2 separate regions of the Mus musculus genome follow, and region 1 is linked to region 2. The links are chromatin loops, found by intact Hi-C in ENCODE. Cell type or tissue: heart. All regions are shown on one strand. Each heading gives the region's core, and the rest is flanking DNA. Links, peaks and the distances in the headings are about the cores only. Region 1 holds the start of Slc25a3 (solute carrier family 25 (mitochondrial carrier, phosphate carrier), member 3). Region 2 holds the start of n-TDgtc16 (a tRNA gene).

Region 1 (16,405 bases), core at 3,936-11,935, 65 kb before region 2:
TTTGTTTTGTCAAGACAAAGTGCAGTCCTGGCTGTCCTGGAACTCACTCTGTAGACCAGGCTGGCCTCTGCCTCCCAAGTGCTGGGATTAAAGGCATGCGCCACCACTGAAAGTCAAGTCCTAAATGAACTTCAGCCTTGCTTTTACTGGAAGCCTTAAAAGCTACTCAAGACCCAGCTGCCCTGGAACCACCATGCAGAATAATATGCTTAATATGCTGGAAGGGAACCTTTCTAGCCCAGGCAAATGAAAAGATGTAAGACCCAGATAGCTCAACGGATACTTCAAAAAGTTTCACCTAACAATTTCAAACCTAATAACCCTCCCTAGAACTTCAGTACAGGTGTACATTTAACATGCAGCTAACTAAATGTACAACACGAAACTTGGTTCAATGTTCTTAGAAAACAGATTGGTAATGAAAGAAAGCATTTCTATTGGAATTCTTGCAGAAACAAGCTGTAGTGGCTCTTATCTATAATCCCAGGAAGCTGAGGCAGGAGGATCACCTGAATTCTTGGATTACCCGACACCCTCCCCTTATACACACACACGCGCGCGCGCGCGCACACACACACACACATTATATGTGTATCTTATGTAGAGATTGTTAGCTCTCTCCAAATAGCAAGAACTTGAAGGCAAAAATCAGGAAACATAAACTGGGCCTTTGTATTTCTGAATAAACAAGCAGGAACCTGAACATCTGTGCAGCTTTAAAAGCTGGGCTAAACCTCAGGAGTATGCCTGAGGCTGCATCTCCAGCTTCGCTCAGTTGTCTAGCAGCCTTTCCCATAAAAAACTAAATAAATAAAAACAAAACTGCAAACTGCTGACATTCCATCCAGTCTGGTTGTGTGAAAAGTAGGTCACCTTAGTCTTTTTAGCAATCCTGCTTTGGTCCTTAACTATCATTTTAAGAATGAGCCTAATCTGGGTGCCCTTTTACAAACACAGACCAATAGGCCCACTAGCATTAAAAAGTGAACATGAGACAAAAATTTGCTATACTAAAATTAGCTTGTCAAAAAAATAAAACTACAATTCAGTGTTTATCCATATTTAATAAACCATGTTTTTGAAAACCCAAGACTATTTCCTAAACACAGGAGTTTCTTAAGTGAGGGGACAATTTAGGAATAGCACCAATGGTTTACTTAGTTTACACTTTTTTCCTGGGGTGAATACCTTAATTATTCTTTTTGTTTTAGGACTAAATCTTTTTTCAATACTAGTTTTTAAAATAACAAACTCATAGACATCAGGAATAGATGGGTTTATTTAGCATTAAGTTTGAAACTCTTGCTTTAAGCAAGGGTACTACAGTAATTATATCAGGAACAGACATTTCCTACACTGTCAAATATATAAAAGTTCCTTTGCACTTTCAACACTGATCAACAAGCAGATTCAGTCCATGTTACTTTGATGTATCTACTCAGTTAACCCAAGCTTCTTCTTCAGAGACTCTGGCATCTCAGGGGGAGGAGGGCGAGGGAGCCTGAAGTAGACCTTCACAGAGTCGTAGATGAACCACTGTAGTGCAGTCAGAGTGCCAATCATGATGATTCGGGCGAAGAGCCCCTTCCACACACCTGGTTCAGAGAGGAGACATGAGTGCCCGAGCGCCACCTACCTCCCCACGCGCACAGTGAGCTGCTGTCTCAGGGGAGCCTGACTCACCTCTGAAGCCCAGCCTCTGCAGGACCTGAGACGCGGTGCTGCCTTTCTCTTTATTCAGCACAGAGACCACAGAGTCAGCAGGGTGGGAGACGATCGCACAGAAGACTCCAGCTGGGGGAAAGGGAAGGGAAAAAAAAATCAAGATACCTCCAAGTAGAACTCCTTCCTCAGCCTCCCAGTGCTAGGATTACGAGCATGTACCACCACACTGGCTTTAGCTTATTATCCAAAACATTTACATTTAGATTCACTCACTCTATATGCATGAGTGTCTTCCCTGCATGCATGTATGTGCACCACATGCATGCCTTGTATGCCCAAAGATCAGAAAAGGGAGCCATATCTCCTGGAAGTGGAGTTACAGATGCATTTTCAAGCATGACAGTAACATGAATAATAATAATGGTAACTATAGAAAAAGATTTTTTGGAAATAATTAAGAGTATGTAGAATCTGGCAGAACATAAAAACAGGCAGATAAAAGTGCTCCCAAATCTTTGGAAATTTTCCTTCACAAAGGGGCCAACAATGGAAGTGATATAATTTGCATATAATTTCATGATGTGTTCTAAATAATTCATACCAGGGGGGGAGGGTATGGGGTACTTTTGGGATAGCATTCTAAATGTAATTGAGGAAAATACGTAATAATAAAAAATATTAAAAAAATAATAATTCATACCAGCCAGGGTGTAGTGATACATACCTCCAATCCCCTAACTTGGGAGACAGAGGCAAGTGGATCCTGGCCTACATAGTAAGTTCTAAGACAGCCAGGGTTATAAAGTGAGACCCTGAAGGTAGATATATACATGGACAGACAGGTCATACCTATGTAACCTGCCACAAATGTCACAACCAGCTGCTCTGCCTTTGTACATTCACTTCGGGGCTTAGGAACCACAAATTTGTACAAAGCTTCAACAGTACGTTCAAAGCAGGCGAACTTCATCATGGTGTACGGGATCTGTCTCATCCACAGAGGAGCAACGCCCTTGTAGAACCTAGGAAATTAGCACACTAACTTAAACAGGTGCCTAAACTGATTTAGCAGAGATTTTCTTTCACCATCCACAGACGTGTCCGCACACCAGTCGAGTCCTGACAGTAACACATGACAGCATCACGCATGTCACTTCCATCAGAACCTGAAGACTAGCATGCAGGTATATTAGTCTCACATGCCAATGACTCAAGCACCTTCGACTATACAACCAACAAAGTTGCTGGACGTTTCTTGGACTGGAACCACAAGAAACAAGAAGTTTACAGGTAGAACTCAGTCCAAGACCCATCCACAAAGGTGGATCTAAGGAAGCATGTTGGCATCTGAAACATGCAAACTGTGTATAGCAGAAATGTCCTAACAAGCCCATCCTCCTGAGTCAATAGATACTTAGACAAGTATCATTTTCAGACAGACAGACAGACAGGACTTGATTTTAGGTTCTCCCCAGTGACTCGTTTTAGGAGAATACGCACTTACGCATTTAAGCCTTCCTCTTTATACATTTTGGGAACAGCTTCCCTCAAGGTGTTGGCATAACCAGGCTGGGTTTGAATTCGAACTTTAGCAGCTTCCATAGGAGCCAGGGCAATGTCAGCGAAGAATTCAGCACTGGCAGAAGAAGCTAAATACAGTGATGTGCGCCACAGGTAGGTGTTTTCCTAAAAGACAATATACAGAACAGATATAAACCGCTGTCACGTGGCCATCTCAATCTAACTTTCTATGACAATGTGATTTCAGAGACTCTAAAATTACTCCTCTCCCCCTTTCTGGTTTAAGATCTAACTTCATCAGTCTATCCTAGTCTAGCCTTGTTATATGGGACAATCTGGCTACAAAAATCACAATATACCCAAATGCTAGGAAACAGATGCACATTATACCCTGCCTGACTTGTCTGAACTACTCTTATTACACAGTCCATGAATAACACTGTGTCAGAATTAAGTTTATATTGTCTCTCAACCTCATAACTAATACAAGGTATATACTCTGAATATAGATGGGACACATACAGTAATCCTATACTACATAAGAGAAACCCCAGACTCTTCTCTTACACTAACACACACACCACCCATACTTACTTAGAAATAACATAGTACATTGAGAAGCTAGAATCTTATGAAATACACTTTGCTTTTCATCCTGTCTTTGCTATTGCTAAATATGCCTTATGAATTGAGACATGCTGCACTCTTTCTAGGGCCATTTCTTCAGCCATAAAACAAGGTAAGCCCAACAAAAAGCATAACATCTTTCTCAAACACTTGGGACACTAAATGTCAAAGTAAAATCACATACCTCACCAAGTATGTTGCTATATAAGGCTTTGAAGACTTCATAAAAGCCGAATTTGCAGAGCCCTTGCATGGAATAGCCAATCAAAGTTGGGGCCCATCCTTTAGCCAAACCACGAACGCCATCTTCTTTCAGTGTAATGGAGAATCCATTAAATATGCCTTTGTACTTCTGAGGGTCCACCTTTAAAATGGGAAAATGTCAATATAAAAGAATTAGCTATGTTAATTTAGTTGTGTTTTTTTTTATTTGCCAAGTTATTTATAATGAGTTTTATAAATTAAGATTTAAGAATATCTAACACCTTTCACAAAAACTTTATTCTACTACTGTGCTTTTTTGTTTTAAAATTTAACTACAAAAGGTATATGAAAGTTCTTAGCTTAATATAAGCTAAACACCTATGTTTTTAAATTTTTTGTGTGGTATATTCCTGTGTATATGCTTCTGTGAGCATGTATGTGGAGGCCAGAGGTCAATGTTGGGAACTGCCCTTTACTTTGGAATCTCTTCTACCACTGTTCCTGTCTCTACCAGCCTAGCTGGCCAGCGACCTCCGGGGACCCTCTCTATCCGCCTTGGCAGTGCTAGGATTATACAGGTTACAGGTGCATGACCATGCCCGACTTTTCACACAGGTGCCTGAGGGTCTCACCTAAGTTCTTCAGGCTTACATAACAAACACTCTACAGACTGAACAATCTTCCCAGGCAAACTGGGAGGAGTCCAGGCTAGTCTCCAACTCACAGTGATCTTCCTGCCTCTGCCTCCCAGAGGCTAGACTGCAGGCATGAGCCATCACTCCCAGGCTCTATTTAGGACTGTTTCTATATCAAGGTCTAACTTCCTTTAAATTATAATAATTCTTGGACAGTAAAAAACTATGTAATTCCAAAAAGAAAATTGCTCTTAAGATATAAGTATGTATTCCTGATCCCGGAGTCCTTTACGTAGATGATACTGCACTACGAACCACTGTGAACATCAGATAACCCAACTAGACACAATTGTAAGAGGTACAGCATCTCCTCTGAGGTACAGAATCACTTTTACTTCAGAAATTAAATTTACTCCAAAAGACACGCATGTTTCAGGACTTACACTTGGTATCTATTTGTTTAACAACACTGTGGGTAAGGGAGCTTATCTCACTCTCTGCCGGTACTAGAAGGGCTGGTATACATCACCTTCCTCTCTCCCTCCTAATATTTCAACTTCCTTTCTCTTTTAGGTAAGGAGACTTCTAATCCTGTTTGGGACAAATAAATTTTTAATGTTTCATTACTTTTTTTCAATTATTATGATATTCAAATTATAAAAACACAAAAGAGGCAGTGCTCACTTTCCCTATAAAGACAACAAGAACTTTTCTGAGAAATAAACATGTTCTTTGCCTCAATATTTAGGGACAGGAAGTTAGTTCACATGAGATAACACAAGACTGACTGACCACTTTGATACAAAAAATACTTATACAGTGACTACTTGGGGGTCTTGAATTAGTAGGCTTTGAAAAAGACCTCTGGCCAGAACTGAATGCCAGCAGTTAAGATCCACTTATAGTAAGAGCAGAACAATTAACCTGAGCGTGGTGGCGAACGCCTTTAATCCCAGCACTCAGGAGGCAGAGGCAGGCGGATTTCTGAGTTCAAGGCCGGCCTGGTCTACAGAGTTCCAGGACAGCCAGGGCTATACAGAGAAACCCTGTCTCGAAAAAACAAAACAAAAAGCTCAGAATTGGAGCAGAAGGGATGGCTCAGCAGTTAAAAGCAGTAGCTGCTCTTCTAGAGGTTCTGGGTTCGATTCCCAGCACCCACATAATGGCTCACAATCATCTATAACTCGGTTTCTAGTGAAGCAGATGCCCTCTTCTTTGGACACTAGGCATGTGATGCACAAACATACATGCAGGCAAAGCACCCTTACACATGAAGTAGAAATCTTTTGAAAACTAAACAAAGCTAGAAATGTAGCTCAGTGGTAGAGGGCACTCCTAGCACACATACTAAGACCTTGATTCCAGCATAATTCCTATGTAACAATAATAAGAAATGAGACCATCGATTTGAGAGAGTGGGAGGTGGAGGTATGGGAGGGGTTGTTGGGAGCAAAGGGATAAGAAGTAATATAATTGTACTTTAGTTTAAAACAACTTTGCATTAGTAAGGTAAATCACATACACAAGACACAGCGGGTCAGTATCAGACACTTGCCTGTCAAACCTGTCAACCTGAGTGCTATGCTTGGGTTCCCTATGGTTTAAGTAAAGAACTCCCAAAAGTGGTCTATTTATTTCCACACCTACCCACCCACATAACATATATAACTTACATAATCAAAATGTTATCATAGCAAATAATAAAATATAAATAAAACCACTCATGCCAACAATACAAACCTGCATGCGGCACTTTACTAAGTCCAGGGGAACAACAGCAGTGTGTGTCAGCCCACAACTTAAGACCCCACCAAAGCCACACAGTGCATAATACTTCATGGAGCCAAATTCACAACTGTACTCTGTAATAAGACAAGACACACCGTGCATTTTAATATGGACTCGTATTAGTGTGCATCAACTTACCTCCTGGGCAATTAGGTTTCCACACAGCTTGTTAGTAGCAGTCTATATCTTACAACTCACGTTTCAACAGAACGTTTTAGTCCAGCATGCAACACAAACCTGCATTCTGCATTTAATGAGATCTAGAGGAACCAATGCTGTATGTGTTGTGCCACAGCTAATAATTCCTCCGAGGCCACAGAGGAGAAAGAATCTGCCAGATCCATATTCACAGCTATACTGCTCTGTTTGATTGAAGAAAAAAGATCAATTATTTCTTCAGAGACTAAGGAAGTCGAGGGGAAGGAAAAAAAAAAACTATTTCCTTTTGGTATAGTACTATCACTAGTATGCAGCTTTAGCCACCAGCCACAACTAGGTAGAAAGATGAGTTCTCATATAATGTAAATGACATGAAAGTCACTGTCAAATCAGATCACTAAAATTATTAGTATCTGTGAGATACTATTTTCTAAAACTTCCTGCATTGGTAATTTCAACTAAAGGCAGTTACTAAGAGCACCCTCCAAGGACAGCCCAAAATCAAAAAGAGCACTTAACATGTGCAAAGCTTGCTAACTTTAACGTTTGCTCCAGCTATTAACCAACTACTCACTTATGAACTAAGTAAGTCATACCTAGTTCCTGCAGTCAAAAACATACAAAGATTTGCTTTAGCTTTTGAAATCAGAGGAAAACGATAGGAGATAGTGAAAAGGAGTTTTCTAATCACGTTTAAGACGCATGAAGCACATGAATGACTGGGGTGTGGGTGGGGACTTCTGTTTTACACACACAATGTAGGTAACGTTTCTCTTGAGGCCTATAATTCAGCTTTCGGGTTTCTCTTGTACTTATGTTCCACTAGGATTTAAAACATACAGTTATTGAGTCACCCAGCTCAAATCCCAAAAACATAAACTCAAAGGAATGCACACCTCATATAATCTGCAAGTCACCTCCTTCACCAACCAGTAGCACAAAAGGAAGAGATTCCCAACCCCATTACCTCATATACAATTAAATGAAAAGATAAAACTTGGGAAAGGAGATCAAAGGAGAGTTTTCCAGGTAATTTTTAAAAAGGCAAGTCAAATAAACGTTATGGAGTTGCAACTGTGTCTGGCTAGTGGTTAAAAAGAGATTTTACCCAGTATACTTGGCTGACCAAGCGGGCTCACGGGGGAAGATAAAGAAGTTGGTTACCACCTCTCTGCCTCTACTCCCTTCGGGACACGGAGGTCACTGAGTGGCGCTGGGCCTGGGCCCTTCCACGCCCTTGAGGGAGGGCCAAGGATCCGACAGCGGCCTAGGGTGTCAGAGTTGCCATCCCAGGGTCAGCGAGAGACCGGTCCTCGGGTCCAGGGCTGAAGCGTCCTTCCCCGACCTCCAGTTCCTGCCCAGGACTCGGGAGGCAGAGCAGGGGGGCAGCATGTAACCAGCGCTCCCACAGGGCAGGGTGCGACCTCACCTTCCACGGCGGCGGCGGCCAGGTGGCGGGAACGCCGGGGCGGAGCTGGGGGACTGCGGGGACCCGACAGGCCATCGTGCACCAGCTGCAGGTGTGGCGCGTTGAAGGGGTTCGCCCGCGCCAGGTGCGCTACGGACGAGAACATCCTCCTGCGGGGGAGACAGAGGGCGGAGGTGAGAGAGACCCGGCGCCGGGCAATGTCACCGGAGCCCCGCGAGACATGCCCGGCTCTGCGCCCTTGAGGAGGTCACAGCTTCTTCCCCAGGGACGCCAAGCCCGGCCGGGCCCACGGCCAAGGCGGCGGCCACAAGGGACTCAAGGCTCCGCGCCGCGGCGAGGCCCGGTCGCGCTCACTTGCCTAAGATGGCGAACACCCAACCGCTCGCTGGGCAAGGTTGCGGCTCACAGAGGCCGAATGTCCTCCCGGCCCGAAGATCCGTGCCCTTCGCGCGGCGTCACCGTGACGCACGCAGAGCGTCACTGCGCCACGCGCCTCTCATTTGCGGAGAGGAGCGCAGAACCTGGACGTCATCGCGTCCTCCTAGCAACCCTATCCCCGCCCACGTCCAACCCCAGCCCTTCCGGCCCTGCTAGTGCGCAGGAGGATTCCTACTGCGCAGGCGCAGATCCAAAGCGCCCTCCTCCCCCACTCCCCTTTTTTTTTTAAAGTGTAGTCTTGGCCTTGGACGGGCAGGTGACCTACTCACTCTGTCCCTTCACCTTCCGGTGTTTTCTCCTTGGCGCCAGGAATTTTTACATGTCTTTAAGTGATTGCGGGCATAAACTTTTAAAGACATGAATGCTTAAGTGATACGTTATTCAGGTATGGAAGCTAGGATATCACTACAAGATCTTTGATCGGAATTCCTGCCATCATCGGACTTTTCAGAAAAAAATTCCATCACACTGACTTTTGACATAGGCATGTCTAAATTTTCCACCAAGTTCTGGTGGAAAGGATATACAGGAAGAACTCATACAATACATAAAACTGCTTCTGCCTCACAGAATGTCCATGGCCCCTGAGAACAGTCAGTCAAGGCTTCGTTCCTGGAGGCACAGGCATGCGCTGACATGAAAGTAACCGATGAACTGTGTGCGTGTAAGACAGGACTGTGTGTACTTCAGACATTTACAAGATCATCATCACTCTGATGTCAACAAGCGGGGGCCAAGTTCCACGAGGGAGAGTTTAGAAGCAATCAAACCTGTTGTAATTCTTGCGTTTAACATTTTCCTGGGACGTTTATCTCATCTTTATTAAGCCTTTTTATCTAACCCAAGACACCACTAGAGCTGGCTCCTGTATTGACTATTGTAGTTATACTAAGTCTACCTCTGCAGTCAGTGCTCTGCTGTGTCCTTTAAAAATTCTTAACATTTACAAACAAAAGACATTTTCATTCATTTTGCCCTAGGTCCTTCAAATTATGTAATTGGTCCTGGATAGAAGAAATACTTTTAGAGTTTATGAAACATCAAGAAGATGTAAAAAAAAAAAAAATGTTTACAAAACATCTTTCAGAGGTCTGGTACTTGATTCCTAGTACCCACCTTGATTCTAGCTCCAGGGGATCTGACACCATCTTCTGGCCTCTATAGGCACCTGCACTCATGCACACACACACACACACACACAGACCACCACCACCACCACCACCACCACCACCACCATTTTTTAAAAAACCTTTAAAGATGAAATTTATAAAACATTTTTCATAAAAAACTGAAGAGGTTTAAATTAGCCATATTTCTGCTGCTATGATAAAACATCATTTTGGCTTACACCTCCAGAGGGATAAGAGTCCATCATGGTGGGGAGGCATGACAGCAAACAGCAGACATGCCAGTAGGCCCCCAGGTACATAATGCTTCCAGCAATGCCACAAACCTCCCCCAAAGGGCTCTACCAAGGGACCTAGTACCAGGGACTAACTACAGGGGCATTTCTCATTCAAACCATCTCAGGGCTAGAGACATAGCCTGGTGATACAAGGGGCAGTGAGTTCAATTCCCAGCACCAAAATAGGAAAAGGATGTGAGCATTGAGATAACTCAGAGAAAGGTGCCTGTACCAAGTCTACGAAGCCAAACTGCATTCCCCAGGCCCATAGAATCCCAAAAGTCATTGTCTGATCTCTATGTGTCTGCCATGGTTCACATACACCTACCACACACACACAAAATAAATTTCTAAAATACGTTTTTAAAATACTATCTAGGCAAAATATTAAAACTCTCATTTCTCAAAGTATTATTTATTATTATTGTGTTTGTGCGTACACACACGTACACACACACACACACACACACACACACACGTGTACATATAGAGGTTAAGAAACAGCTTCCAGGGCTGGTGAGATGGCTCAGTGGGTAAGAGCACCTGACTGCTCTTCCAAAGGTCCAGAGTTCAAATCCCAGCAACCACATGGTGGCTCACAACCATCCTTAACGAGATCTGACTCCCTCTTCTGGAGTGTCTGAAGACAGCTACAATGTACTTACATATAATAAATAAATCTTTAAAAAAAAAAAAAAAAAGAAACAGCTTCCAGTTGAATTTCTCCCTCTACCATATGGATCCTGGGGATAAAACTTCGGCATGTACTGCTTGGTGGCAAATACCTTCACTTGCTGAGTCATTTTAACAACCTCCTAAACTTCTCCATATAACATGCTAACACCTAAAATTATAGGTGGGTATATATTAAGGAAAAGTTGGACCTTATAAGTAAGGCCCAACCACACATATAAAAATTTCAAGTCTGAGGAAGATACACATAGAAAACACAGATGAGCCGGGCAGTGGTAGCGCATGCCTTTAATCCCAGCACTTGAGAGGCAGAAGCAGGCAGATTTCTGAGTTTGAGGCCAGCCTGGTCTACAAAGTGAGTTCCGGGACAGCCAGGGCTATACAGAGAAACCCTGTCTCAAAAAACCAAAACAAACCAAACCAAAACAAACAAACAAAAAAAAAGAAAGAAAGAAAGAAAACACAGATGAAATTTTCATTTACTTATTAAAAAGGTCTCAAAGGGACATTGAAAGAACTTATTTCTTCATGAGTGGTGGATTGCTGGCCAAACAAGTTCTACCATTAAACAGATGTGTGGTGTCCGGCTCTCCACAGATGTGACAGCAACCTCACTGAAGTCCTGACACACAGGTGGGACGTAGTGTATGTTGAGAGCTGGCTTTCCAGCGAGATGGAGTTAACAGACAAACAATTTCCACTGGCCAAAGAAAGGTCACAGAGTCCCTGCCGTCTCCTAGCAACCTTGTCCAGTCCTCTCCAGCCCTGTGACACTCTTTCCTTCCAGAGTGGCAAAAGTCTCAGGACGTGTTCATCAAAAGAGAATATAGGAAGCAAAGCAATGACAGATAACTAAGTACCCAAACACCTCTTTGTCTTAAGCCCTCACTTGCCTGCCTCATCCACATAATTTGATCTCCTGTAGACAAGCAAGTTTTGAAGATTTATTACGTGATCCCTATTGTATAGTAACTACTTTCTAATCTACTCCTACCTCTGCCCCCTACTCCCAACACCAGATAAAGCTGGTGCCCTTCACCTTGTCGCTACGTACGCATCTGGCCCTGAAGCTGGTGGATAAGATCCAGGGCTAGCTGAGAGAGCTGTGTGTTGATCTGTTCCGTCAACAAGGTGACCTTCATGTGGTAAAGGCTGCTGTTTCACTCCTGCTTCCCAAGTGCTATACAGGTTTTTCTTATACTTAACCTCAGATCAGAACCACATAGGGAAAGGAAATCTGGGAAATATAGTTGCAGCTTTACCAAAGAGGCGACTAGAAGTTACAGGGCTGGTTTGATAGCTCAGCAAGTAAAGGTGCTTACTGTGCAAGTCAGAAGGCTCAAGTTCAACTCCCACAATGCATAGAAAGATGAAAGGAAAAAAAAACAAGTCTACAAAGTTGTCCTCTGATTTCTGCACACACACACACACACTCACGCACATCACACACAAATATGTCACCATAAGGAGGAAGTAGTCAAGGTCATTGAGGACAATAATACACAGCTGGAGAGTGATTAGCTCTGAGGAGAGATGGTGATAAGATGACGTAGCTAGCTAGCTCTACAGGGTGAAAGTACAGGGTTTTTAAAGGTCCTTCCTAGCAGGAAGAAGGAAAAAGCATTCACCATTTTAATATCTGCAAACCAGAACACCAAAGAATACACAATTAACTTTATAGTAATCCACAGAACACAGTCCAGCTGAACAGGACATGGTAAGAGTCATCAGCCCCGAATCTTTAGTGTTTTGTTGTTCTTTTGCTTTGTATTTTGAGACAAGGTCTTACTATGTAGTCTTGAGAGTCCTGAAACTCATTATGTAGGCCAGGCTGGCCTCAGCAGAGATTGACCTGCCCCAGCCTCTAGAATGCTGGGATTTAAGGCATGTGCTGCCAGGCTTGGCTATCCCTGCATCTTTGAAGTCCTTGAAGTGGATAGATTAGATGACTTAGTGGTTAAAATCACTAGCTGCTCTTACAGAGGGCCCAAGTTCAGTTCCTTGTACCCACATGGGGTCTTTTTTTTTAATATATATATGTAAGTACACTGTAGCTGTCTTCAGACACTCCAGAAGAGGGAGTCAGATCTCGTTACGGTTGTGAGCCACCATGTGGTTGCTGGGATTTGAACTCCTGACCTTCGGAAGAGCAGTCGGGTGCTCTTACCCACTGAGCCATCTCACCAGCCCCCCCACATGGGGGGGGTCTTACAACCATCAGTAACTTCAGTTCCTGGGATCTGGTGCTCTCTTCTGGACTTTGTAATCATCAAACATGCACAGAGTGCACTTACATCATGCATAAAAAGCACTATCTACAAAAAATTACAGATAGATAACCCTTTTTAAAAAGTTCTTATCCAGGTGCACATCTTTTTTTTTTTTTAAAGATTTATTTACTATTTTTATGTAAGTACACTGTAGCTGTTCTTCAAACACGCCAGGAGAGAGCGTCAGATCTCATTATGGATAGTTGTGAGCCACCACAAGGTTGCTGGGATTTGAACTCAGGACCTTTGGAAGAGCAGTCAGTGCTCTTAACCACTAAGCCATCTCTCCAGCCCCAGGTGCACATCTTTAATCCTAGCACTCTGGAGACAGAGACAGACAGATCTCTGAGTTCAAGGCCAGTATGGTCTACAGAGTGAGCTCCAGGAAAACCAGGGCAACACAAAGAAATTTTATCTCAAAAGTAAATAAAAAGTCCTTGACCATGGCATTAATCTCCTGATATCTGCAGGAATGTGGCATTGCTTTGGCTTAATATTTCAGGATTTCTAGAAACTTCCTCTGGCTCTTTCATATGATAATATCCCATGTCCCACAGACCAGAGTCTCAGTGTGGCGACTGTGCCAATGCTGAGTTCACACATTCCAAATGTGCATTTTAGAACTGGAGAAATACCACAAGGTTAGTGGGGTGAGACAGACTTCAACCATAGACTACTGATTCCAGACTTCCAAAGTCTCCCTTGAGGCTGGTTATCTCCATGGCTTTGTGGGTCTCTAAGGAATTGATGCCAATCTAGAGATAGCATCTGATAATATGTTTGGATGGTTTTTTTCCCCCCTCTTCTTCATTGAATAGCCAAACTAGTAAAGGAATACAGGTCAATTTGGGAAGCACCAGGTGTGCATTAGCCTAGTTATCTACTACAACAGAACCAACAGAATAAATATTTTTTAATTATAATTTTCGGGAGGCAGAGGCAGGCGGACTTTTGAGTTAGAGGCCAGCCTGGTCTACAAAGTGAGTTCCAGGACAGCCAGGGCTATACAGAGAAACCCTGTCTCGAAAAAAAAAAAATTACATATTTTTAAATGGAGGATTTCTTTTTTGTTTTAAAATTTATTTGTTTGTTTGTTTGTTTCTTTCTTTCTTTCTTTTAAGTATGTGAGTACACTGTAGCTGTTTTCAGACACATCAGAAGAGGGCATCAGATCCCATTACAGATGGTTATGAGCCACCATGTGGTTGCTGGAAATTGAACGCAGGACCTCTAGAAGTGCAGTCAATGCTCTTAACTATTGAGCCATCTCTCCAGCCCAGAATAAATATATTTTACAAAGGCAACTTTAGATTGGCTTACAATGCACGGGCTGGGAAGGCCAACAATGGCTGTGTATCCCAGTAGCTTGCTCAGTTTGTGCACTGAGACTGGATGCCTCAACAATCCCAGTCTGGCACTGAAGGAACTGGACAATTCCTGGAGAATTTCTGTTCATTCATCAATTGAAACCCAAGGAAACTAGGTTACCATGTCAGTGATGGATGGTGGCAGTGGTGGCGGCAGCAGCAGCAGCAATAGAGTGGATGCACTCACCAGCAGGTAATGGCAGAGGTTAGGCAAAAACAGCACTGTTTTCCCCTCAGCCCTCTTTTTATCTCGCTCCTGCTAGAAGTTGCTGTCTATTCTGTGGGATGGTTTCCTTTATCCAGTTCATCCTTCTAGGAGGTACGTAGCCTCAAAGATTCTTTTTTTTTTTAATTATTTATTATATGTACGTATACTGTAGCTGTCTTCAGACACTCCAAAATAGGGAGTCAGATCTCTTAACAGATGGTTGTGAGCTACCATGTGGTTGCTGGTATTTGAACTCAGAACCTTCAGAAGAGCAGTCAGTGCTCTTAACCACTGAGCCATCTCTCCAGCCACACCCTCAAAGATTCTTAAAATGGTGTATCCCATAGGTAATCCCATGCAAATTGAAAAATCAAGAAATTGGGGCTGGAGAGATGGCTCAGTGGTTAAGACTGACTACTCTTCCAAAGGTCCTGAGTTCAATTCCCAGCAACCACATGGTGGCTCAAAACCATCTGTAATGAGATCTGATGCCCTCTTCTGGTGTGTCTGAAGACAGCTACAGTGCACTCATATAAATAACTCTTTGAGCCGGGTGTGGTGGCGCACGCCTTTAATCCCAGCATTTGGGAGGCAGAGGCAGGCAGATTTCTGGGTTCGAGGCCAGCCTGGTCTACAAAGTGTGTTCCAGGACAGCCAGGGCTATACAGAGAAACCCTGTCTCGGAAACACGCCCCTCCCCCCAAAAAAAAAGAAAGAAAAGAAAATCAAGAAATTACCATTACGAAGTAAAAACTTTATAGCAGAAATTTTGGGCTATATAGTAGGATCTCCCTTAAGGAAGTATCTGTGCCTTCATATTTTGCATGTTGTAATTTGACCCCCCAAGGCAATGGTATTAATGGATGGAGACCTAGGCTGGGCTTTGGTGGTGAATGCCTTTAATCACAGCACTCAGGAGGTAGAGACTGTATGATCTTAGTGAGTTCGAGGCTAGCCTGACCTACAGCTTGCGTTCCAGGACTACACAGAGAGACTGTGACTAAAAAGGGGGAGGGGAACCTGTGGTGTTTTCAATAGGAATGGCCCCAAGAGGCTGGTATATTTGAATGCTTGCTCACTAGGGAGTACAAGTACTTGAGAGGGATTAGGCGTGGCCTTGCTGGAGGAAAGTGTGGTGGGAGCTTTGGAGTTTTAGAACCTTAAGCCAGGCCCAGTGGTTGTCTCTCTTGGCTTTGGATCTTGATGTAGAACTCTCAGCTCCTGCTCCAGCACCATGTCTCCTGTATGCTGCCATGCTGATAATAGACTAAACCCCTGAATTGGTAAGCCAGCCTTAACTAAATGATTTATTAGGGTTCCAATGGTGTCTCTTCACAGCAACAGAACATTGACGAAGACATGATCCTTGAGGTGGTTATGTGGTAGAAGAATGCGGCAGAGAGAGAAAGACGAAAAGATAAACATGATAAAGCCGGGTGAGGTGGCACACGCCTTTAATCCCAGCACTTGGGAGACAGAGGCAGGCAGATTTCTGAGTTCTACAAAGTGAGTTCTAGGACAGCCAGGGCTACACAGAGAAACCCTGTCTGAAAAAGCCAAAACCAACCAACCAACCAAACAAACAAACAAAAACATATAATAAAAGCCAAATAATAGGAAGCCTGGAGCCCTCATTATGGCTACACGTAAGAAGAAGAGCAAGAAAAGCTACAATATCCACATTCAAAGGCTGGGACTTGCAAGTGACCCATAAAGGGTGTGGTGGTTTGAATAGGAATGGCTCCCATAGATTCATGTGTTTGTATGCTTGGCCCTTAGGTCATTGCACTATTAGGAGGTGTGAACTTGCTGGAGTAGGTGTGGCTTTGTTGGAGGAATTTGTTGCTATGGGGACAGGCTTTGAAGTCTCCTCCACTCAAGCTACACCCAATGTAATACAGTCTCCTGCTGCTGCCTGCATGCAGATCAAGATGTAGAACTCACAGCTCCTTCTCCAGCTGCATGCTGCCATGCTTCCCTCCATGACAAGATTGGA
Region 2 (16,405 bases), core at 3,093-11,092:
GGTAACCTGCGGAGGCGGGAGACTAGTTCCCGTCTAAGCCGCTCAGCCGAGTCGAAGGAAACCCGCTCTTCCTCGCCTTTCCGGCAGCCACTTCCGCTCCGTTCGTCCCGCCCCCGCCCGTTAGGGGCGGAGACGCCCTCTCCCCTCCCCCACGCGATCTGCGCGCCGAGCTGGCGACCTCCCTTTGTAATCTGGCGGGATTCCACTGCGCACGCGCGGGCCCGTGCCAAATGGCGCTCGAATCACCAGGGTTTGTCCCCGCCAAGCGTCCGCGCTGCCAGAGCCAAAAGCACTAGGCGTTTTCTCTCGAAGAGACAAGTTTTCGTCTCACAGGGGGCGTTGAAACGTAAAAGAAATCGTTTTGAAAAAGACGCAGGTTTTAGTTTACAAAGGATTCCTGACCACTTTTGACAGAGATAGCAAGTCGTGGATACCAGCCGACAGCAAAAATTCACAACCTCCCCGTCGGGGAATTGAACCCCGGTCTCCCGCGTGACAGGCGGGGATACTAACCACTATACTAACGAGGAGCTGTGGGGGAAGAGCTCTTCCAGGTATTAGATAAGGTTTCTCTCCCCTCCCCCATGGGTTCCAAGTTCTCGGGGATTGAGGATTCAAAATTGGACTTCTTGGAATGGGCTGTTGTATGTCTCTGGTTCTGTCTCTGTAGAACAAACTACACTTCCAAGTCAACGTTAATGAACTACGTGAAAATATCTTAGCAGAACTCTAAGCTTTCCAAATGTTTCAGTCTTTTGTGTTTGAGTTGATCGTGACAAAGGGCAAAAGAATTGAGATCCTCACACATTCGTCTTAAGTTGGAGCTCAAGTGAAGGTGCCAGCTCTCTAGTGCGGTCAGAGATGTTCCGAAACTCTGAGTGCCTTCAAAGGATTCGTCAGCGTTCATGACACAAAAGGATCTGTGCTCTTGAATTTACTGACCGCTTCACTTTTCTTATATCCCCGTCTACAACTTAAAAAAAGAACAGAAGCAAGCTTTAAATGGCTAATACTGCATTTAAAGAATTTAAAGAGAAAAGATGTGCCATCTATTAACGTAGAGCTGTGGAAAATACAGCAACAGAACCAACAGGAACACACGTGATATACTAAGCCATTTCATGAATAGGATGAATAAGATCGAGCTATTCCCCCCCACCACCACCACCTCCGGGAGGAACAAGGACAACAAACGTTTTAACTTTGTCACCAAGAGCATTTACACAGCCATAGGTAAACACACATGGGTGACAAGGATTCAGGAGATACTTGGAACGTACAATGTACCAGACATTGTATTAGATGCCCTGGGAGACCTTATGTTATGTTATAGTAGGAGCCAGCTAGCCAGTTCCAATATCAGTATTAGAACTTTCACTCGTGTATCTCAAGGGGTCCTATTCTTGCAGTGTGTTAAGAACTATTGCATTTTTATAGATCGTAAGTTACATAGTAATCTAAAAAACATCGGGTGCCAGGGTTATTTAATATAGACAGAAATGATAATTTCAGGGGTATGTTTTGGCCTTTTTTCCTTCCACCTCTAACTCTATTAAATTTCCTCCAAAAATTGCTTCCTCCCCCCCTCCCCCCCATCCTGTAGCTTCTGTCCACTTCTTAATCTCCAATAACACTTCTGAGGTCCAAAAGGCCCCGTGGTAACTATGGTGATGCCCTTTTCTGGGAGAGTTTTAAAGGACTTGCCCTAGGTCTTTTAGTTGGCAGAGCTACAGGGAAGCTGGAACCCAGGTCAGATGAATCACCTGTTTGCCCTGCTCTGTATATGGGAGAAGAGGCACCCACTGCCTGCTTTCACCCTGTCTCTGCCAAAGCTATGCCTGTGTTCCGACACATATGTTACTGCTTACTCCCTGGGGCCTGCTAAGCAGGAGCCTGAGTCAGCTCGGATCAGAGAGCATGCAACTCACCACCTGCTGTCTCTCTTCCTAAAATGGAAAGGGAAAGCTGGTAATTATTAACCTGAACAGGGTGTGGGAGATTCCTTACTGTCAGCATTGGGAGAAGGCGCAGGTTACAAATGCCAACTGGCAGGACAGAGGACACTCAGTGCTCTGTGCGGGCAGATAGCATAATGGCACTTGATTCTGGAAGCTTCAAATTTTGGAGAGTTAGTAATCATGTCTCACAAGAGGACTCATGCTCATCTCAGCAGAGGTGACTAGGGCTGAAAGAGAACCTTATGCAGAGTGACTGTCTTAGGGTTTCTATTGCTTCGATGGAACACCATGATGAAAAGCAAATTGGGGAGGAAAGACTTCCATATTGCAGTCCATCAACAAGGAAGTCAGGACAGGGACTCAAACAGGGCAAGAACTGATGCAGAGGCCATGGAAGAATGCTGCTTCCTGGCTTAGTCAGCCAGCTTTTTTCTTTTTTTCCGAGATAGGGTTTCTCTGTGTAGCCTTGGCTGTCCTGGACTCACTCTGTAGACCAGGCTGGCCACGAACTCAGAGATCTGCCTGCCTCTGCCTCCCAAGTGCTGGGATTAAAGGCATGCACCACCACGCCTGGCTGAATTCTGTTCTTATGGTGCTTATATTGTACTGTCAGACAGACAAACAGTAAACAATATAACAACATGTTAGACATCAGTAAGAACAGAAATTGAAAGTAATAGAGTTAGAGAGTGGCTAGTTAAATAGGTGTGATTGATGGAGGTAAGCTTGGTTAAGAAGGGAGTACTGGGGCTGGAGAAATGACTCTGGTTAAGAGCACGCATTTCTGTAGCAAGGACCCAAGTTTGCTTCCCAGCATCCACATCGGGTAGCTCATAATCGACATGCCCCTACACACACACACACACACACACACACACACACACAGTTTTTTAAAAAAAGACAAACATCTTGACAACAGGAAGATATGAATATTTCCCAAGACTCGGGGAGCGTCCCAGAACATGGAGGAAGAGGATGTGGGGATTGTCATGAAATGCTGTGTTTAGATGGGAGATGAACTCACAGCATCTGTGACTACCCGCATGTAGCTGGTACAGACTGAGGCTGCCTGTGTTCCATCATGGATCAGGGAGGGGCTCATAAGGCCCCACCTGTCTGGGAAGGAGATTCATATTCCTCAGTGGTATAGCCATGGGGGCGGGGGTTCTCTGAGTTAATAGCCCTCCACCCATGCTTATGCAAACCCTAAATCAATATGCAGGTGGTGTTGGAGTGTAAATGGGGGAAGAAAGAAAGAAAGAGAAGAAGAGAGAAAGAAAGAAAGTAGGGATTTGACAGGATAATAGAGGGAGACAATACCAAAGTATGCTATATATGTATGTATGAAATCGAATGGAATGGAAAATGAAAGAGCTTTTAAAAAGTGATTATTGGGCTGGCGAGATGGCTCAGCGGTTAAGAGCACTGACTGCTCTTCTGAAAGTCCTGACTTCAAATCCCAGCAACCACATGGTGGCTCACAACCATCGGTAATGAGATCTGACGCCCTCTTCTGGTGCATCTGAAGACAGCTACAGTGTACTCACATATAATAAATAAATCTTAAAGAAAAAAAGTGATTATTTGCACAAAAGTGAAAAAGCTAAGTGTGTCTTGTTAATATGACTGATTCAAGGGCATGTGGGTCTTTGAAGAAACCATCCTAGGATTTGGGCTTTCATCCTGAGTGAAATGCCATTAGAGGCTTTTGAAGTTAACTAATTACTTTTTGGAGACAGGGTTTCTCTACATAGCCCTGGCTGTCCTGGAACTCACTGTGTCGAGCAGGCTGGTCTTGAACCTACAATCCATCTGCTCTTTCCCTCACCTCTCGTTCTGGGATCAAAGGCTGGTTTCACAGAATTGTGAGCAGAGAATGGCGTGCTCCGACTGCTGATTTAGAGTCTCTGAGGCAGCTTTGGTGGTGCAAGCCTGTACTCCTAGGCAGGAGGCAGGAAGATTTCAAGCCTGGGGCATAGTGAGATTGGGCCAAAAAAGACAAAGAAGCAAAGATAGACAAGAGAAAAGAGGCAAAAGGTGGAAGGGGTTGAGAGGAGACTGTAGGGAGTTTTGCGACAGATTTGCTGTGATAAAACACTTTGATAAAGACCAATGCAGTGAAGGGGGCCTTGTTTTATCTCACATGTCCAAATGATTGTTCCTCATTGAGGGAATCAGGGCAGGAGCTCAAGGCAGGACCTGGTGGCAGGCTCTAAAGCACAAACCGAGGATGAATAAATACTGCTTTCTGGATTGCTTTCTGCCTCCCTGCATAGCTGGTTCTACATCACTGGCCCACCTTCCTAGGGATGTTGCCACCTACAGTAGGCCAGGCCCTCCCACATCAATTATTAACCTAAATCTCTCCTCCTCAGGGCCATAGGACAAGCTGATCAAGGTAAATTTTCAACTGGGAATCCCTCTTCCCAGATAACTCTAGATTTGTGTTAGGTTGACAGTAAAAACTAACATCGCAATATAACATGATGGTTTATATATTTATCTTTTTTTTTTGTATAGTATAGAATAGAGTTTATTCAGGACATGGGGATGGGGAGTTAAGAGGGTAGGGGCCTGGGTTCTATTCACAGAGCCTACACAGTGGCTCATAACTGTCTGTAACTCTAGTTCTGGGGATCTGATCGTTTCTTGTCTTGTGTCCAGTCTTAAGGCAAAGCCAACCCAAACCTGATGCCCACCCTGACCTAAATCAAGCAATCAATCAATCAGTCAAATCAATCACTCTACCCTCTACTACCACACTCTGGGGACTCATGCTCTCTCCCCTGACAGATTGGGGTGGTAGTGGTGGTGTCAGTTTTCAAGTTGTTGGGAAATACAAATTCATTTTGGGTATGTGGAGGTGGGATAGAATAACTTCTACTTTGCACTTTGTTTATTTTATTTTTTATTTTTTTGTTTTTCGAGACAGGGTTTCTCTGTGTAGCTCTGGCTGTCCTGGGACTCACTCTGTAGACCAGGCTGGCCTCAAACTCAGAAATCCGCCTGCTTCTGCCTCCCAAATGCTAGGATTAAAGGCGCACGCCCGGTGCTCTTTGTTTCTTTTAAAAGCAAAGCAAAAGTAGGAAAAAACAAAACCAACCAAGTAAGCAAGCAAGCAATAACAAAAGGGTCTAAGGAAAAAAAAAAAAGCTGTCTGTAGCATTTTTGAGATTTTGTTCTCTTTTATCAGCAAAGTGTTGTCAGAAGAGTTTACCCATGATCAGCCTGGTGTGGTGGCTCACATCTTTAATCCCAGCATCTCAGAGGCTGAGGCAGGAGACTCGTCTGAGTTTTCAGGACGCCTTGGCTACAAAAGGAGAGTCCATCAGACAAAGATAAACAACCAAGCAAAATCCCATAAAGTAGTCAGAAAATACCACGCAGCTTTACTCTTTATGCATTTATAAATACCGAGAGAAGTTGAAAGGGAAGAAAGTAATCTGTTAGAATGTGCGGATCTGGAAGGCGGGTGGTGGTGCGCACCTTTAGCTGCTTGTACATTGAAAATTCTAGGTCAGACAGGGCTACACAGAGAAACGCTGTCTCAAAGCGGGTGAAGGGGCGGGAAAGAAAAGAAAAAGACGAATAATGTTGAATTAAAAAAAGAAAAAAAGAAGGGGGAGGGGGCGGGGAAGACATGACTACTTCCAAGTATGGCTGTGGAGGTAGGTTTATTGTAGGTAGGAGAGAGAGCACTGCCGGAGGTATCTGAAAGTGTCTGGACTGAATTGGGTCAGCAGAGTGGACCGCATTATGAGACGCATGAGAAGGGAGAAGAACGAGAGAGGGAGTGAAAGAGAGGAGAGAGACAGAGCAGGAGAGAGTACCAGGAGCCAAGAGAGCCAAGTATACCAAGAGGGCACGAAAATGTCTTGAGTTATATAGGGAAGAGGAGCTAGCAGAAGGGAAGCAAGCGAAGCTCAGGTGCTGGAGGGGTTTTAGGGTCCGGGATAGGGGTGAGAAATGCTGAGAAGAGCAAGGCCAGGCCTCTGCAACAGGTAGCAAAGATGCTGAGAGATACTGGGAAGAACCAGGCGGCCAGCATCCGCTTTGATATGTTAATAGGCACCTCAGCCGTTTGTCCAGGGTTTCTTTGAGATCTTATTTAAAAAAAAAAGTGCGATCTGTATTTCCGAATTTTCTACTAGATACCTGTTATTATCCTGAGCTGAAGAGTTTAAGGTTACTAATATGAGGCAAAACAAACAGCTCAGGTGTCCTTCCTTAGCTCTCTGGTTTTGTTTTGTTTTTTTCCTACTGTGATTCTTTGATTCTTGTTTCCTCATTATTGCGCAGCTTAAGCTGTTTTTCTAGCCCCCAGCCTGGCAAAGAAGGGGCAAAGGCGAGTGAGGAATTGAATCCAACCCTGGGCGGGTGGCTTTTCCCGGTGTCCCTTTGTCTCAAAGCCGAGTGTTCCCGGTCTTTTGTTCTCCGCAGCCAGCAGGATTTGAGATTTAAAGAAAAACAAGAGCCGAGTCTCCTTGCGCCCTCTGGTGTCCCAACGAAGTATAACCAGATAAAATCCACAAATATCGCGGCCATTTCACACAACCGAGATGCCCAAGGAGAGGAGAACGTCAGGAATCTTGGATGAATCACATACCAACAGAATTTAGAAGTGTGGATACGGATTAAAATGAACAGCAGCAGCAGCAACAACAACAACAGTAACAACAAAAACAACAGTGCCTGTGATGCAGATATTTAGGAGAACTGTAGAAGCTGGGATGTGCCAAGCAGCTCTGGGTTTGATTTCCACTAATGTTAAACACAAAACAAAACCTACCAGTAAACAGCACAGTTCTCAAAGCATTTGGCAAAGGATTATGGGTACTAGAACCAAGAAAGTCTAGAAAATCCAACGTAAATCACTCTTTTACCAATTCTTTTTTCTCTATTTATTTGCTTTTTTGTTTTTCCCAGACAGGGTTTCTCTGTGTAACCTGGTTCTCTTGTAGCCCTGGCTGTCCCAGAACTCTCTCTGTAGACCAGGTTAGCAAGATCCTCCTGCCTGTGCCTCCCGAGTGTAAAGATTAGAGTCGCGAACCACTATCCTCACTGCAACCTGTTTTTAAAAGCCAGCAACATTTCTGAGCTGTGCATTTGGAGTAGGAATAGAAGCAGGATTTTTTTTTTCTCTTGACTTTTGTTTGTTTAAATTTTCCTTGAGGGTGAGGGTAGGGGTAGGGGTAGAGTATATATATAGAGAGCTTAGTGGTTAAGAGCACTGACTACTCTTCTAGAAGGTCCAGGTTCAATCCCTGTGTCCACGTGGTGGCAGACAACTGTCTGTACTCCAGTTCTAACAGACATACACACTGGCCCAAACCAGGCAACATATTGAAAAGGTCAGCTTAGGAACTTTGGGAAGGTCATGAAACACTTGCCCCCCTGGAACCGAGAGGCTAATTAACATTCCTCAGACCACAGGGTGGGAACTGAACTTCGGGTGAGGACACATTCGGCAGGACTGACTGTTGCCCACTTTCAGACTAGGGAAGTCCTTTTCACCTCATTCTCTAAAGACCAATCAGTTTAAAGGGTGCACTGTCCCACCAATCATATTGTGCCTAGTTGCTGATGCTCTATTCTACCCTTGGAAATCATAGAAAACCTCACCTGTTGCTGGGGCACCTCTCCTTCCGGTCTGGGATGACCCCAGTGCACTGGAACAATAAATTCCTCTTGCTTTTTGAATCGATCCTGGCTCCACATGGTTCACTGAGGGGTGCCGGGTAAGCTAAGTTTCCCCAGAGTCTTACATTATCAGATAAAAGTAAATACATCTAAAAAGCTTTTTAAAGTTTGGCTGTCCTGAAACTTGCTCTCTAGACCGGGCCAGTGTCGAATTCACAGAGATCTGCCTGCATCTGCCTCCTGAGTGCTGGGATCAAAGAGTACTGAGTGCTGGGATCACTCCTGGCTGGTAAGGTTTTGCTTTAAATGTTTGGTAGGTAAGACTATAGTAATTAAGTGGCACCGTAGTTGTCTTTGGATAAGCAACACAACACAGACATAATGAAACTAAAAAAGTACCCAAAAGGTACATAGATAAAACTTTTCTCTGCGGTTCTCTCTCGGCTGACGTCAGGGTTGGCTTGGCAGTTCACCAAGGTCTTCAGAAGATTATAGTTTGTCTTAGTTTGCTTCTTTGTGGCTGTGATAAAACGCCTTGACCAAAAGCAACTTGGGAAGTTAAGAGTTTATTTGGCTTAGAAATTATGGTCTGTTCATGGCAGGAATCGGAAGGAAGGAGCTGATGCAGGGGCCATGGAGGGGTTCTGCTTACTGGCTTGCTCAGCTTGCTTTCTTATGAAACCGAAGACCTCCTACCCAGGAGTGGTACCACCTACAATGGGGGCCGTTTCCATATCAATCATTCATCAAATAAATGCCCCATAGAGGTGCCACAGGCCAGTTGGTGACGGCAATTCTGTTCTTGCAGTTAACTCAGGTTTGTGGGATACCAACCAGAACTAACCAGGAGGCTGCTTCTTATTCTTCTGGCTCTTCTTTTGACCTTTTTTCAAGACAGGGTTTCTCTGTGTAGCCCTGGCTGTCCTGGAACTCACTTTGTAGACCAGGCTGGCCTCGAACTCAGAAATCCGCCTGCCTCTGCCTCCCGAGTGCTGGGATTGCATGTGCCACCATGCCCCAATCTTCTTTTGACCTTTAACCCATCAATGTCTCCTTTTTACAAATGTCATTTTGTGGTCACAATATAATTTCTGCGGGCAATGAAGACACGTTTTCAAGGTTGGCACTTGAGTGGAAAGCCAGCCCCAGCAAACTTTCCAAATTCACCCATTTAGCAGCAAGGAGGCTTATCCAGAGTCTGGCAGGTTTCTCCTTGTTTGGTCAGCCTGTTACTGGGGAAAATGAAGCAAAAACCAAGCTTTACATTAGATATCCCAAGTATCAGATATTTACATTATGACTTATAACAGTAGCAAAATTACAGTTATGAAGTAGCAACAAAATAATTTTACGGTTGGTGGTCACCACAACATGAACTGTATCAAAGGGTCACAATATTAGGGAGGTTGAGAACCCCTGATGTGGAGCTCTGTGTTATTTTTAAGTATAGTATAATTCACTTTTTCCTTTGAGTAATGAAAATAATTTAATCATTTTATGTGTGTAGTGGGGGGCTATACCCAGAGACGTAAACACTGTGTAACTATCTCAAAGTCACCCAAGCTTTATGAAGGATACTGTTCACATCCTTACTCTTTTTCAAAAGATTTAGATCTATTTAGTAACTTTGTTGCAACTTGTTTCATTTTTTTTAATAGTTGCATTTATTTTTTTTTCTCTTATTGGAAATAGATTATTCTCTCACATATTATATCCTGATTATGGCTCCCCCTTCCTGGTTCCTCCCCACCTGTCCTCCAATCCAGATCGACCTTTTCTGTCTCTCCGTAGAAAACAACCAGGCTCTTGGGAGGCAGAGGCAGGCAGATCTCTGTGAGTTCGAGGCCAGCCTGGTTTGCAGAGCAGGACTCAGAGAGACTTCCAGGACTACACAGGGAGACCCTGTCTTGAAAAATCGTAAACAAACAAACAAACAAACAAACAAAACACGAAAAAAACCAAACAGGTTTCTAAGGGATATTAAAATAAAATATATTAAGGTAAAACAGACTAGGACGGAAACAGACAAACAAAACGGAAGGAAAACAGCCCAGGAAAAGGCACAAGAAACAGATTTAGACGCAGGGAGCCACTGATTCCCACATTCAGGAATCGCATAAAAACACCAAACTAGAAGCCGTAATACATACATGAAGGACCCGCTTCTCTGGCCAGAATGCAACCTTCCTCTTTTTAAAAAGAGGTTAAGCATAGTTTTGTGTTTATCTGTAGGGTGAATTTTCTCCGGAGCAAGTTCAGGCACGGGGTTCCCTTCCAGGGTTCCCTGGCAGCGTAGTGGTTTTAGAATGGAAGGCCTTGTTTATAACAGCAGTGGAGATGGGGCTGACGTGGTAGTTGTTTTAGGACTATGAAGGAGAACTCGTATTTTCTAGTCTGTACTAATCCGAGTTAATGCTGTGTCGCTCGTTCTCGTTAAAGTAGCATTCACTCAGTTCCTTCTCAGAAGCCTCAGTCCAGAGGAAAAAAAATTATCTTGTCATTTATTATTTGAAATACATCCCAAAATATCTTTGTTACCGTTTGTCCACCCCTCAGCCAGTATGTGGTGGGGTTGTCAGGAAACTTGGCTTTGGTGTCCTTCCTTGGGTGTCTTCAACGGAGCACAGAACAGTGCCTAGCACTCAGTGAATGCTTTAGAAGTATAACTAATCGATACATAGATTCATCGCTGGGAACTAATCGATGCATATAGATTCCTTGCTGGGTGCCTGGCTCCTTGCCACCTGAGCAATTGGGTTCTGTTAACAACAAATATGAAGGAATGGTTTTGGGGTATACAACTCACGGTGCCTGCCAAAACACACATTTGAGGCTTAGATAGATTCTGTCAAGTTGTTCCCCACAGGAGATGAGGTGGTTTACACTCCCACCAGCAATATGTCTGAGCATCTGTCTCCCTAACCTTCATCCACATGGTGTTATCAAAATTTCTCTCTGTGCCAATCTGGAAGTTTTAATTTGCATCTCCCTTATAATAGAGAAGTTTGAGCATATTTCCATGTTTTAAAGCAATATGCAATTTATTTACTGAGAACCGTTTATTTTTATCCTTTGCCCATTTTTTTTTTCTGAGGCAAATATTGGCCTTTTTCTTATCAATTTGTGGGAATGCAGATAGTTACCAGATTTTCATGTGTTTGGGGTTGGTGTTTGGTGGTGTTACTAAGCAGAAGTTAAAAAAAGAATTTATATTTAGCCTTTTTAAAAAATAGCTTCAAGATCTTGTATCATGCTTAGAAGTGCTTTTCCTATTTCCTTCTAGATCTCCCCCATTTTCCTCTTTTACTTTCAGTTTTGAGGGTTTATTTTTATTTTTTTTGTAAATCTTGATCTGTATGGAATTTTTGGAGTGATTTACATATTTATTTGTGGTGCGGGGGATTATATCTAGGGCTTTTTGTGTGTTGGGCCTATACTCCATCACTGGGTTACATCCCTAGCCCTCCATCTTGAGTTAATTTTGGTGTGATAATATAATGCTTACCAAATATTTCATATTTTCTCCTCTAAGGAAAGCTATTAACATGTTCCAGATTTTCAAAGACTGCTTATTATGGAACTTTTTAACATGCCAAAGGGTTGCAAAAAACATCATTCAAACTGAGTGGTGGTGGTGGTGCACACCTTTAATTCCAGCACTCTGGAGGCAGAGGCGGGCAGATCTCGGAGTCTGAGGCCAGCCTGGTCCACAGAGCAAGTTCTAGGACAAAGAACCCTACCCAGAGTTCCACACAGAAAAACTCTGTGTCTAAAAAGAAAATAAATTAAAAGAAGAATGGCATCAATGGCAAAGAAGCCAGGAGAAAAATTTAATTTGTAATTACATGCCGTCTTAGTCAGGGTTTCTATTCCTGCACAAACATCATGACCAAGAAGCAAGCTGGAGGAAAGGGTTCATTCAGCTTACATTTCCACACTGCTGTTCATCACCAAAGGAAGTCAGGACTGGAACTCACACAGGGCAGGAACTTGGAGGCAGGAGCTGATGCAGAGGCCATGGAGAGGTGCTGCTTACTGGCTTGCTTCGCCTGGCTTGCTCAGATTGCTTTCTTATAGACTACCATCCCAGGGATGGCACCACCCACCATGGGCCCTCCCACCCTTGATCACTAATTGAGAAAATGCCTTAGCTGGATCTCATGGAGGCATTTCCTCAAGGGAGGCTCCTTTTTCTGTGATAACTCCAGCTTGTGTTAAGTCAACACACAAAACCAGCCAGTACCCATGCCTTAAACATCCTTACTTTATAATTTTATTTTTATTGGTTTCGTGTCTATGTCTGTATGTGGGTATGTGTTCTTGCACACGATGCCCGAGGAGACCAGAGTCATCTTATCCTCTGAGGCTGAAGCTTCAGGTGGTTGCGATCTGCCTGATATGGGTGCTGGGATTCAAACTTGGGTCCCTTGGAAAAACAACAAATGCTCCCACCCACCAAACCATCTCTGCCAGCACCTACAGCCTTATCTTATAAGACACTAACGTTTGTTAAGAATCTGTTGAGTATAACACACACGAGCAATTGTATCGGAAGTACGCAGAACTCCAAGGCTGGTGTTAAAGTGAACACTTGTGTACTTGTTGCCCTGGTGACCCAGATTTGCAGCATCCGTATCTTGAAAGTTCTCCATGCGCTCTGCTGGGGTCCTAACATTTTCCCTCTTCTGTGTTACCCCTGATTTCTTTGATAATTACTCCTTGAGCCTGTTGTATATTTACAACCTATAGAACTTCTTAACTACTGTATTGTTTGGTTTATGAGATAGGTTTTCTCTGTGTAGCCCTGGTTGTCCAGGAACTTGCTCTGTAGACCAGGCTGGCCTCACATATCTGCCTGCCTCTGCCTCCTGAGTGCTGGGATTAAAGGCGTGCTCCACTGCTGACCCAGTTACATAAAAGATAAGTTCAGCACATCTCTGGATCACAGTAGATCTGTGAGAAAACAAAAGTCCCACTTGGGAAAATGGGGTTGGGGGTTGGGCTTATGGGTGAATCATGGAAATACAGAATATCCTGCTTTGACATCGGGCAGGTGTGAAGCTTGAGTCATGTAGTAGACATCTGTAAAAAAAATCTAAGAGTGTGGGATGTGGGGCGGTGGACTGTGAGCGGAAGCCTGGTAAGGTCGAGCCAAAGGCTGGAAGCCCTGGTGACCCTAAGGGATGGTAGGAGCTTCGCTTGCTCCTGGCACCAGGCCCCTGTCACCTAGCCGCAGTCCCCCCCACCCCACCCCATACAGAGATTTGTGGCCATCAGTCACATAAGGGCAACACCCTAAGCCCTTCCACATGTAGGTGAGGCATCCCTAACATCTCAGACCAAGACAATAGGAAAAGAGATGTGACCACAGCCACATAGGCCCCAAAACAGAATTCTCCATTCTAATGAGGTGCCTCTAGAGGCCTGGAGGGCTTAGCCAGTAAGCTTCCCTTCCCAGACATTCCTCCCTACAAAGGGTAATCTCAGGCCCACCCTGAGAAGTGGGGTATAGTTTTATGCATTCATTTTATGTCATGACAATAAACTGTTTAGAACCATGGCCTGCCCTGCCTCTTTTCTTTTTTTCTTTTTTTTTTTTCGGTTTTGAGACAGGGTTTCTCTGTGTAGCCCTGGCTGTCCTGGAACTCACTCTGTAGACCAGGCTGGCCTGGAACTCAGAAATCTGCCTGCCTCTGCCTCCCAAGTGCTGGGACTAAAGGCATGGGCCATCACCGCCCGGCTGGCCTGCCTCTTTTCATCAAGATTTCCTGTGGGGAGCAATGAAGAAAGTCTTCGCCTACAGAGCTGCAGCCTAGTTTCAACAGAAGGCCTCTCTGAGATCCCAGCCACAACCGCCAGCAAGCCTGCTGCCACCAAGATGAGGACAATTATCCTGGAGAGACAAGCAGGAGCTTTCCCATGCCATGGCCTAGGCATTATCCCCGGCCTGTACCCCCCCACCCCCACCCCCATTCTCTGCTCACAGCCCTTGCCACACCTCAGACTTCCCTTTTACACTCCCCAGAGCAGTGCCCCGGGTGCTTCCCTACAGCGGGGCATCCGCCCAGGGATGGAGTAAGCACAGTCAAACTCCCTGCGTTCTGCCTGCCCAAGCAGCTGTGCCAGTGGCAGAGAGGACTCTGGACTACAACTCGACAGCGGGGCTTTTTCCCAGTTCCTTTCAAGTTCTGTAGGATATGTGTGTGTACTTTTGGTGTGTGTGTGTGTGCGCGCGTGCGCATGAGCGCGCGAGGTTTAGATGCTAGAGGTCAAAGCTAGATGTCTTCTTCAACTGCTTTCCACTTTTTGTTTGTTTGTTTGTTTGTTTGTTTATTATTGAGTCAGGGTTCCTACCTGAAGCTGGTGCTCTCTGCTTTGTTTAGATTATCTGGCCATGGACCTGCTGGGATCCATCGGTCTTAGCCTGGTTTTCATGCTGTACTTTCAATGGCTTTTCTACACATTTCTACCCTCGCCTTTATTTTGATTTTTAAATTCTGTTTTCGTGTTGTAAGATTTCATATGCTCATTCTCACATTTAGATCCTGCTTTCAGTATCGTATTTGGTTCTCATCTTATGGAAACAAAAATACTGTCTTTTCTTGGGGAGAACGTGAGAGGGTGCCATCTGCAGCATCTTCCCTCCTTTACAGTTTCTGCTTCCTTCCAGTAAATCTCTTCCTCCTTTCCCACCTCCTCTTCTTTTCCCTGGAGGTAGGGTTTTACCATGTAGCCTATGATCCTCCCTGGTGTTTGGATTGCTGGTAAGTAGCCTTATATCCAACGATGGTTCTCTTTTCTTTCTTCTACTGTTTTTTTTTTTTTTTTCCTTTGGCTCTTGTAAAGTTTTTTGTTTAGTTGGCAGGCTCCCATTAAGTCGCTCTGGCTACTCACACTGTAGACCATGCCAGCCTCAAACTCAGAGATCCATCCTATCTTTGCCTCTTCAGTGCCGGCCGGGATTAAAGTTGTGTACCACCACACCTCGTACTTGTGGAATTTTAAAAAAGTCCTTCATGGTCACAAGATGCTTTCTGCAACATCCCACTCACACATGACCCCATACAGAACAGGGAAAAAGAAGCACCAATACTGGCCTAAGCTCTCTTTATCAGGAAGCCAAGTCATAACAGAGTTTAACTCTCTATGTATCTGACTGGTCAGATATTTATGCCAGCCACATTCCCATCATGAAGAAAACTACAGCAAAAGGGAGGAAACACCACTAGAGGGTATAGAATAAGGCTGTGGGGAAAGACTCATAACCCGCAGTGTGTTTCTGCTTTAAGCATGTACAAACGTGGGCTTGGTGAGCAAGAAATATGGTGGAAACGAATGTCAACTAGGCAGCTAAAAATGCCCACTTTGCTCTTCACAAAAGCATCTCACACGGTACATTGTACTGACGACAACCAGCAGGTGAAATCAGACAGAAATTGTCCTGAACATCTCACAATTATATAATGCTAAGGATTGACTCATATATTTTTAAAAAGATTTTATTTATTTTATGTATATGAGTTCACTGTGGTTGTCTTCAGACACACCATAATAGGGCATCTGATCTCATTACAGATGATTGTGAGCCACCATGTGGTTGCTGGGAATTGAACTCAAGACCTCAGGAAGAAGAGTAAGTGCTCTTAACTGCCGAGCCACCTCTCCAGTCCCCTGAGTCATATTTTTAAATTTTGTGCCTATATGTGTGGGTCTGTGCAAATGTGAGTGTAGGTACCCAAGGAGGCCAGAAGAGGGAGCCAGATTCTCTGGAGCTGGACTTGGAGGTGGTTGTGAGCTGCCTAGGGTGAATTCTGGGGACTGAACTTTGGTTCTCTGTGAGAGCAGCCTGTGCTATTAACCACTGAGCCAGCTCTCTGGATCCATAGAATGTCCTTTAAAGAACAATGGTCAGTCTACCTGCACAAGGGTAGTGAATGAGGGGATGTTGTAAGAATAAAACAGTTGAACAGAATTCGCAATAGTTTTAGGACTTGGCTTGAGAAAAAAAGTTAAGATGATGGAACAAGAGTTTGATTAAGTTCACAGTAATAACAAGACATCGCACATTGATATCAACATCAAAGGGGGCAAAGAAGGAAAGCCCAAAGAGGAAAATGTTTTTGAAGGTTTGTTTGTTTGTTTGTTTATTTATTTATTTGAATTTCTGCCCATGGAAGAACTGGCTTCCAGCTGACAGAAAAGCAGCTGAAGATGGTTTGTTCTGCTGCTTCTGATGAATTATTAGGAGACCCAGGAAAAAGTTATGTTCATTTAAAACAAAGCATCAATAATAAGATAATGCCATCAACTCTGGCTTATGAAGAAGGAACAGGTACTCGCGGTCTGTTCGAAACGTTACTTTCTGTGTTCTTTGGGTCTGCCTCGCTCGGGTTCTTAGTAGCACATAACAAAACTTTCAGTTGCCTTAAGCAGAAGCAAAATCTATTAAGATCTCACGAGGTATCACGAGGGAAGCCCGGGAGAGACAGAGTAGGCTTGATTGCTTCCCGGCCAGAAACAAGTGACTTCAAGACTACAAAAAAAAAAAAGACTCCACAACATCAGCTGTTGAGGATCAATTGACATAGACCCAGGGTAGACACCTGGAAGGCTGGAGAGATGGCTCAGTGGTTAAGAGTACTGCCTGCTCTTTCCAGAGGACCCAGGTTCAATTCCCAGCATCTACCTGGCAGCGCACAACTGTCTGTAACTCCTGTTCCCGGGTATCCAACAGCCTCACACGGACATACATGCAGTCAAAACACCAATGTATATAAAAAATAAAAATAGAAAAACCAGGCTAGAAC

The links. Hi-C counts contacts between places; a loop is a spot of excess contacts. Peaks named below come from ENCODE experiments on the same cell type or tissue, not always from the same donor. Only the 100,000 strongest peaks of a DNase experiment are listed, where the experiment ranks them.
Region 1: it touches region 2 in a loop (2.2-fold over the local background); 1 of 42 quality-filtered maps calls a loop at or near these places.

What each region holds. Positions count from the first base shown.
Region 1 is chr10:91,115,530-91,131,934 of GRCm38, forward strand. Slc25a3 (solute carrier family 25 (mitochondrial carrier, phosphate carrier), member 3) reads right to left here and starts at 8,438. Exons shown (of 8, transcript NM_133668.4): 1 at 8,387-8,438; 2 at 8,029-8,177; 3 at 6,393-6,514; 4 at 3,998-4,177; 5 at 3,170-3,351; 6 at 2,515-2,687; 7 at 1,684-1,794; 8 at 1,045-1,595. The coding sequence starts at 8,173. The coding sequence ends at 1,435. It overlaps Gm24119 (a small nucleolar RNA gene), which reads right to left and starts at 3,007; the gene lies at 2,762-3,007. In heart, for the core only: no CTCF peak of the experiment used is centred there; DNase peaks (open chromatin) are centred at 8,522, 9,112 and 11,262; H3K4me3 peaks cover 3,508 bases; H3K27ac peaks cover 3,429 bases.
Region 2 is chr10:91,181,639-91,198,043 of GRCm38, forward strand. It overlaps n-TDgtc16 (a tRNA gene), which reads right to left and starts at 530; the gene lies at 459-530. It also overlaps a transcript of Tmpo not described here. In heart, for the core only: CTCF peaks have their summits at 3,475 (motif pointing left) and 6,454 (motif pointing left); a DNase peak (open chromatin) is centred at 6,443; H3K4me3 peaks cover 1,271 bases; H3K27ac peaks cover 2,093 bases.